2 separate regions of the Homo sapiens genome follow, and region 2 is linked to region 1. The links are chromatin contacts, found by Hi-C or POLR2A ChIA-PET in ENCODE. All regions are on one chromosome and are shown on one strand. Each heading gives the region's core, a stretch centred on a gene start or an enhancer-like site at or near the end of the contact. The rest is flanking DNA. Distances are from core to core; before and after follow the strand shown. Region 1 overlaps ZMIZ1 (zinc finger MIZ-type containing 1). Region 2 overlaps ZMIZ1 (zinc finger MIZ-type containing 1).

Region 1 (3,644 bases), core at 425-2,924:
TGAGGGCTAGGGGCCAGGCCGAAAAGGATCCCAACTGATGCTGACATGTGCAGGTTGGCAGGTCATTGCTGAGCCCAGGGCTCATGAAGTTTGTCCCTTTGGGAGTCTAAGGCTGATGAAGGGGCTGTCTGGGATGTCCTCTGGACCCCTAGGCTTTCCCTTCTGGCTGTGTCTTGGAACGCAGCCTCTGCTCGCGGGCTGTAGGCAGAGCTGCCCACTCCTGCCACTGGCACCGCTTGCCCCAGGGGACCTAAGCTGCAGATGTGCATGGTGATTGAATCATTTCTGCACACCACTGCTCACACAGCTCCCCGGGGACCCCCACTTGCCTGTGCAAGCTGTCATGAGATGTGTGTGCTCAAGTGCATCTGTGTTGGCATCCAGCATGTGCACATACCTGCTGTGAAGTATGCAAGGGGTCACATGTGTATGTGCCTATGCACACGTGTGCTGTGCAGACGCCTCTCTCTGGGTGCGTGTGCATTATGTGGACTGATGAACTAGTGAGGCCTCAAAGGTGGGAAATAAAACACTTGTGTTGGGACAGCTGACTGTTCGGTTGGCTGCCACCCTTGGGAGCTAGCTGCCTGTGGAGCTCCACATTTCTGTGGGGCAGCTAGAAGCACCTCATCCCTGTGTCCAGTGAGGAGCCCCCTGAGGGCTGTTTGCCTCCCCCAGCCGTTGAGACCGTTGAGATGCTTCTCTCCTTGCTGACTTGGCAGCCCAGAGATATCCAGGGCTCTATTTGGACCTGTCAGAGGGGCTCCAGCCCAGCTCTGCTCACGATGCCCTCCGTGTCCTCTTCCTCTCCCCACCTCCGCTTCCCACCCTGCTGCATGAGGGCATGAGGCAGGTGTTCCCAGGCCTTTTCAGCTCTCAACGTTCTATCCTCCAAGCAGCCCTCTATACATAATAGCCGCTAACTTTTCTTGAACTAGTCTTCTGCACCAGGCGCCGCTAAGCATAGACACCCTCGCTCTGCTGGGTGGTGAGAAGTGTAAATGGAAGCTTGGTCCCGAAAGACGTCCCACGGGAGTTGGGAAGACCGAGCTGACCCCATGTTACCATCCAAAAACTTCCATTTGCCCAACTAAGCCCAGCCAAGCGTAAGGTGCAAGAAGAAGCACAGAGCTGTGAAAGGGGCAGCGTCTTGGCCTTGGGCTGCCCTGGAAGAACAGCTCCCGGGGCTGCCGGGCCTTCAGCCTCCCCATGGACCTGCCTTGGGACAGGCTTTGCAGCTTCAAAAGCAGGCATTCTCCTCTTGTGGGGATGGTGTTTTCTGAACAGCCGGAGCTCCTCACAGGGAATCCTAAGAGGCTGGTATTTGACAGGCTGCCAAAGGCTGGCCAGCCCGATCCTGTGCTTTGCAGACAGCGAAATGGAGGTCCAGCTCTCTGCCCTATTCACTCAGCAAAGCAGGGTCCTGATCCCCCATGCTGATTAGCTTTGCATGGCTCCTGGCTGCTCTGACCAGGAGACATGGCGGGGGTCCTGAGCCGGGATGGGGGTAGCCTGCTTGGTCTCACCCCCCATTCAGGGGCAGTAGGAAGGGCTGAGGCCACGGGTGCACCTGGGGCCAGGCCGACAGTGATCTGTTGGGCGGGAGCCCGGCCTCTCCGGCTATAGAGCTGCAGCCACGGAGGATTTGTAGCGACTTGTAAAGGCTTAAAGGAGTCCAGGAGCCCGGAGGCGGAGGCAGCGGCCCAGCTGAGTGGCGCTCTTGTGGCGAAGGGCGACCTCTGCTGGCCACCAGGTGCGTGTCACCTCCCAAAGGTGGCCGGTGTGCAGGGAGCCCAGTGATGTAAGTGACTGGATTTGGGCAGGTTGGGTGGAACAAGAAGGTCATCTCCTGGGGCCCAGTCACAGCCGGAGGTGGGGACTACCAGGAAGCTCTGACTGCCAGTCATGGGGAGTGCAAAGAACAGCACATTAACAGCTGGAAAGGTAGAGGGTTTGAATCTCAGCCCAGCAGCTTTCCGGCTGTGTCACCTTGGGCAATTTGCTTCACCTCTCTGAGCCTTTTAAGGATGAAGAAAATTAGCACTGCATAGGGCCTGGCCTGGTGCCTGAACATAGCAGGTGTAGAACAAATGGAAGATCCCAGCCTGCCCCTCAACAAGCTGTCTCTTGCATGCCTCCCTCAGCGCACCCTTCCTCTCTTTATGCCTGAGACCCTTTGCTCTCTAGGCCTTTGACCCTTTTACTCCAGAGACTGGAGCCTCCATCTCCTCCATTCCTGGGGTTAGTAACCGCAGTTCTCCATCATTGACCTCAACAGTTTAAAAATGTCACCTCACCTGTAGGTGCCTCCATAATCCGCTAGCCATTTGTTCTTTTATTAAGAAACACAGGACACAGCGCTGTCCCTGTGGTCTGCGATGTCCCTCCTGCCATCCATCTACCCACCCTTGGGTCTCACAGGTGTTGCAAGCCCAGACACTCACCCCTCGGTTCCTGTGAGCTGCAGCCCTGCCTGGGAGCAAAGCCCCCCTGGGACCTGGACCCAGCCCAGTGCCCCTTGGCCTTGAACAAAACACTGATGGGCCCCAGGCTCCTCAGAGTAAAACCAGTTGAGGCAGAGCGGGTAGATAGGGGACCTGAAAGCACCTTCGGCCCTTAATATTCCAGGAATCTTTCTGTCCAGAAGCCAGTTCAGTCCAGCCGCCGGCCTCCAGACAAGACTGCCCGTGACCCCACGTGGGGCCAGCCCGAAGGTGGACAGTCCCATCTCCCAGTTTGCTGTTAACTTCTTAAAGCAGGACCTGGGCCCCCGCTATGACTAAACAGAAAAGAACTGCCTCTGAGCCCTGTGGTCGCCAGCTGGGTGGATCTAAGCTCCTGTGCCTGCTTGGGGCTTCCAGGCAACAAGCATTTATCAAGGCCCACCGGGCTCTGCCCCCGGACACAATGTCAGGAGAAAGTTCCTCTTGAGAGGTAGACCCTTATGGGTCACTGACTTGCCCCTCTGCAGCATCCTGTTCTGCAGATGGGGAAACCAAGGCCAGGAAACCAGAGAAGCCCACTCGAAGTCCATCCTGGCTGGGGACACCTGGGTGCTCACTGGAGTGAGGGAGAGGACGGAGGGCCTGGAAGCACACCTGGAACCTCCACAGTGTGCAGGTCTGGCCCCCAGGTCACTTAGGTTTGTCAACAGCGCCCCCTGCTGGCTGCCTGGGCCACCGGTGGCCCTTTGTCCTGGTGGGCAGTGGCCTGCCGACAGCAGGATGAAGGCCTGCCGGGCATGAGGTTTCTTTGTACTTCTCTTCTGTCTCCTCCAGCTAGGAGCTGAGCCAACCCAGGCCTTTGTGGGATGGGTCTCCCTGTCCTGGCTGGCTGTGAAAGTTGAATTCTCTATTGGAACCCTGGCTACCAGTGTTCACCCATGCCCCCACGTGGGACCCAGGCCTTCACTGCCGCATGGGTATCACATGGTGCCTGGGAGACCACCAGGGTCCTTTGGCTCTGATGGGGCCTGGCACCAGGAACTGAGATGGCCTTGCTGAAGGTGGCACTGTCTTGCTCCTGCTCTGGGCTCTCTGTGTCCTTGTCTTCCACACCATGGTTTGTCCCTGACCCCAGGAGCCTTTGTCATGTGGATGCTGGCTGAGGGTCTGTGTGGGTAAACTCAGGAGGACAAATACAGC
Region 2 (3,644 bases), core at 621-3,120, 100 kb before region 1:
TTTCATGGCTGCTGGCTTCCCTCTGTTCTCCAGATTGGGGGTGACCCTAGGACCTGGGTTTCATTACCAACAAGCCATGTGATCTTGGGTCAGTCACCTCCCTCTTCCAGGCCTTGGCGTTCTCCTCCATAAATGGATCCGTGCTGATAACCTAAGCCTCGCTGCACGCAGTGTGGCTGTTGTTGTGCTAGGAGACCCAGGCTTGGGCTGCGGCTAGGGGTGTCCCCCTGTGGGCAGAGCCCCATACCTGTTGTCACAGTAGCATCGCAACACCTCCTTATAAGCCTTGGAACCTCGGCCAAGAGGTTTCTGTGTACGCTTCTTGGTCTCTGGTGACTTCTAGGCCCATTTGACATTTCTTTGCACTTCCTGCCCACTCCTGGAGGCCCCTGATTAGTCTACTTGGTTACAAACCCATATCAGATCCCTGATATCTCCCAGCAAGCCTTGCACAAGGCATGTGCCTTTAAGTGATGCTCGTGGCTCTTTGAAATCTGGACACCAGCTGGCAGAGGGGTGGTCAGGTAGCTCGCTTTTCTGTAAGATGGGTGTATTTTGTTTTTTTTCTTTTGGAACAGATTTTGATTTTCTGATAATAGAGCCCTTGAGATAGTGAGGAGACAGTACCGGAAGCAGCACCCCCAAAGCCGTTTGAATACAATGCAAGCAGTTGAGGGGCTGAGCTACCAGCCAGTAGGAGAGAGGTTCCTGGGGGTTCAAAGAGCAGTGGGGGAAACTGAGGTACAGAGAGTACCCAGCAAGAGAATGAATGAGTGGCAGGTCCAAGCTTCAGATAATTATTATTCTTTCTACCACCCCCCCCACCCCCAACACACACACACACACACACACACACACACACACACACACATATTCAGGGGATGCTTTAGGTTCTCTGCACTGTGCCATGCAGTTTATGTGCATTATCTCATTTACTGTTCTGAAGAACCCTACGCGGGAAGGACTGCTGTACCCCAGTTTTATTTTATTTATTTATTTATTTATTTATTTATTTATTTATTTATTTATTTATTTATTTTGAGACAGAGTCTCACTCTGTTGCCCAGGCTGGAGTGCAGTAGCGTGATCTCAGCTCACTGCAATCCTGCCTCCTGGGTTCAAGCGATTCTCCGGCCTCAGCCTCCCGAGTAACTGGGATTACAGGCGCCTGCCACCATGCCTGGGTAATTTTTGTATTTTTAGTAGAGATGGGGTTTCACCATGTTGGCCAGGCTGGTCTTGAACTCCTGACCTCAAGTGATCCACCCACTTTGGCCTCCCAAAGTGCTAGGATGAGAGGTGTGAGCCACCACGCCTGGCCTGTATCCCAGTTTTACACACATGCGTACGTGATGTGCTCAGAGTGATTAGGGCCACAGAGCCAGAAGGCGTTTTAGGCAGGATTTGAATGCAGGCCTGTGAGTTTAGATCCTGGCTCCCACTACCCTATGCACACCCTCCCATGCCCTTGCGTGCCTCTTCAGGGCCTCTCTCTGGGCCATCCCTGCCGCAAGCACTCTGCAGACAGACAGTCTTCCTCTTTCTAGGAGGTGTGGGTGCAGAGGACTTTGTGTATTGGGGAGATAAAAGAGCCCGTTTGGGATGATTTTTATCAGCTCGAGCAAGTCGGTTTGACTTACAGGAAGAAGCCAATTTGCATTTTGGGAAAGAGCTGAGTGTAAAGGCCGCAGTGAGCACTGGGTGGATTTATAAATAAACAGTCGACCGAGGGCATTGTATGTCCCCAGCTGTACAATGCTGGGTTCATATTGACACCACAGACCTGTTCCACACGTCACAGCTGCCCTTTGGACAGAAAGGGCCTAATTGAGTAAGAGAGCGCTGCTGCTGGAAATGCCAAGGAACCCTTCCTCCGACCTGGCTTCCTCGGCACAAGCGAGCCGGGTGAGTCCGGCTGCAGCCGGGCCTGTTTACCGAGGCTGCTGGCATTGCATGCCAGGTGCAGAGCCCACGGGCGACTCAGAAGGCCACGAACGCTGGGGCCAAGGCGGCCTCTGCTCTCCCTGCAACCCGGAGGGAGCTGGAGCCAGAGCCAGATCTCAGGAAACTGGGGTCATTGCATAGAGGCTGCCAGACAGTCTGCAGAGCTCAGCGGCCTGGGTTCAAACCTTCTCGCACACTGCCACTGTCGGTTACTTTGGCTTTCTAGAGCCAGATTCCTTGGCCATGAAATGGGTACTGCTTACTTCCCAGGTTATTTTGAGAATGAAGTGAGATGAAGTCAACAGTAGATGTATCTGTCCGTTGTCCCTGCCCTGCTGTGGGATGACAGAGTGATTTTGGACAAGACCAAGGCCTCGCTGGGCATCACTGTCTTCTTCAGAAAGCAATGGGGCTAGGCCAGGTGCACAGTGGCTCACGCCTCTAATCCCTGCACTTTGGGAGGCCAAGGTGAGCGGATCGCTTGAGCTCAGGAGTTCGAGACTAGCCTGGGCAACACAGTGAAACCCTGTCTTTACCAGAAATACAAAAACTAGCTGAGCATGGTGGTGTGCACCTTTAGTCCCAGCTACTGGGGAGGCTGAGATGAGAAGATTGCTTGAGCCCAGGAGGTCGAGGCTGTAGTGAGCCACAGTTGCGCCACTGCAGTCCAGCCTGTGTGACAGAGCAAGACCCTGCCCCTCCTGGAAAAAAAAAAAAAAAGAGAGAGAGAGAAAGCAAGCAAGCAGTGGCGCTGGATGCTGATCAGAGGCCTGGGGCCCTTGGACCAGAGAGGGCTGTCCCTGCCCAGCTGGCTACAGGAGCTCTGACTCTCAGACCAGCCTAGGTTCATATCCTGTGTCTTCCACTTGTGGGACCTTGGGCATTTGACTTCCTCTCAGGACCTCAGTTTTCATGGGTAGAAAGTGGGAACGATTAAGGTTGTTGGAAAGACAAAATATGCTCATGTACACTTAGTGCTCAGCATAGGGCTGGCCACATGGTGAATGCTCATAAATCAGTCATGTCTATAACATACATTTCAAGGGAAAAACATCTGTTTTGAGGGCAGAACGCTATCAAGTCAAATATTTTCCTGATTTAATTTCAATAGTACTGTTATAAAAAACAATAACCATGATACCGATAGTTAGAAGACCGCCCCTTCCAGGCCCACTTCTTTACCCCTTTGCTTTTTGGCAATAACCCTTGTGCAGAGCCAACCCCATTCTCCTGACCTAACCAGTTCTCACCTGGCCATGCGGCCTTTCCGGGTGTCAGGCAGGTCTCTCCGGTTAGGTAAGGGAGGCCTCATCCTTCTTACCTGACTGCTCTGAGTGCAGATCTATGCTGCTTCCCATCTTCTCCAGGCGCCTGATCTATTACCTTGGGCTTGGAACGCACCTAACAAAGGCTACCGTGAGGAGGCCCCTCGGTACCTGTTCATCTGGACACATCGTGCAGACCCCCGCACCCCGTGTGGCTCCCGGTTAATCTTCAGGGTGCAATCAATTTCTTCCTCAGAGGCCAGACTTCATTGTTCTAAGCCTTTCTCAGATCCACATCTTGGGGCTGCTGGGGTCCCTGCATCTGTGTCCTGGTGGTCAGTTTGAAGCACCAGCAGACAGCAGCGCTAAAGGCACCTTGTGTGTACTACGTGTGGCCATCTAGGGATGTCTCCTCTGTTGCTGAACCTGCAGATC

The links. Hi-C counts contacts between places; a loop is a spot of excess contacts on that map. ChIA-PET counts read pairs that join two places held with the same protein, here RNA polymerase II (POLR2A). Pooled maps may share reads with other maps.
Region 2: a map of right lobe of liver shows a loop between it and region 1 (2.2-fold over the local background). The contact joins two enhancer-like sites. A Hi-C loop is called at or near these places in 10 of 168 maps with a recorded cell type or tissue (HCT116, HL-60/S4, HepG2 and 6 more), 2 of 37 single-sample maps with no recorded cell type and 5 of 50 pooled maps. POLR2A ChIA-PET finds 5 or more read pairs at or near these places in 5 of 52 experiments (HCT116, HepG2, OCI-LY7 and 2 more).

What each region holds. Positions count from the first base shown.
Region 1 is chr10:79,193,882-79,197,525 of GRCh38, forward strand. The region is part of intron 4 of ZMIZ1 (zinc finger MIZ-type containing 1); the gene reads left to right. Among named protein-coding and RNA genes, the nearest start is that of ZMIZ1, 130 kb to the left of the region's middle. RefSeq lists an enhancer at 1,924-2,013. Within about 2 kb of position 1,675, at least 23 of the 41 ENCODE cell types and tissues checked have a DNase peak (open chromatin) inside an H3K27ac peak, as active enhancers do.
Region 2 is chr10:79,092,306-79,095,949 of GRCh38, forward strand. All of the region lies in intron 1 of ZMIZ1 (zinc finger MIZ-type containing 1), which reads left to right. Among named protein-coding and RNA genes, the nearest start is that of ZMIZ1, 25 kb to the left of the region's middle. RefSeq lists cis regulatory regions at 1,380-1,883, 1,409-1,909. Within about 2 kb of position 1,871, at least 24 of the 41 ENCODE cell types and tissues checked have a DNase peak (open chromatin) inside an H3K27ac peak, as active enhancers do.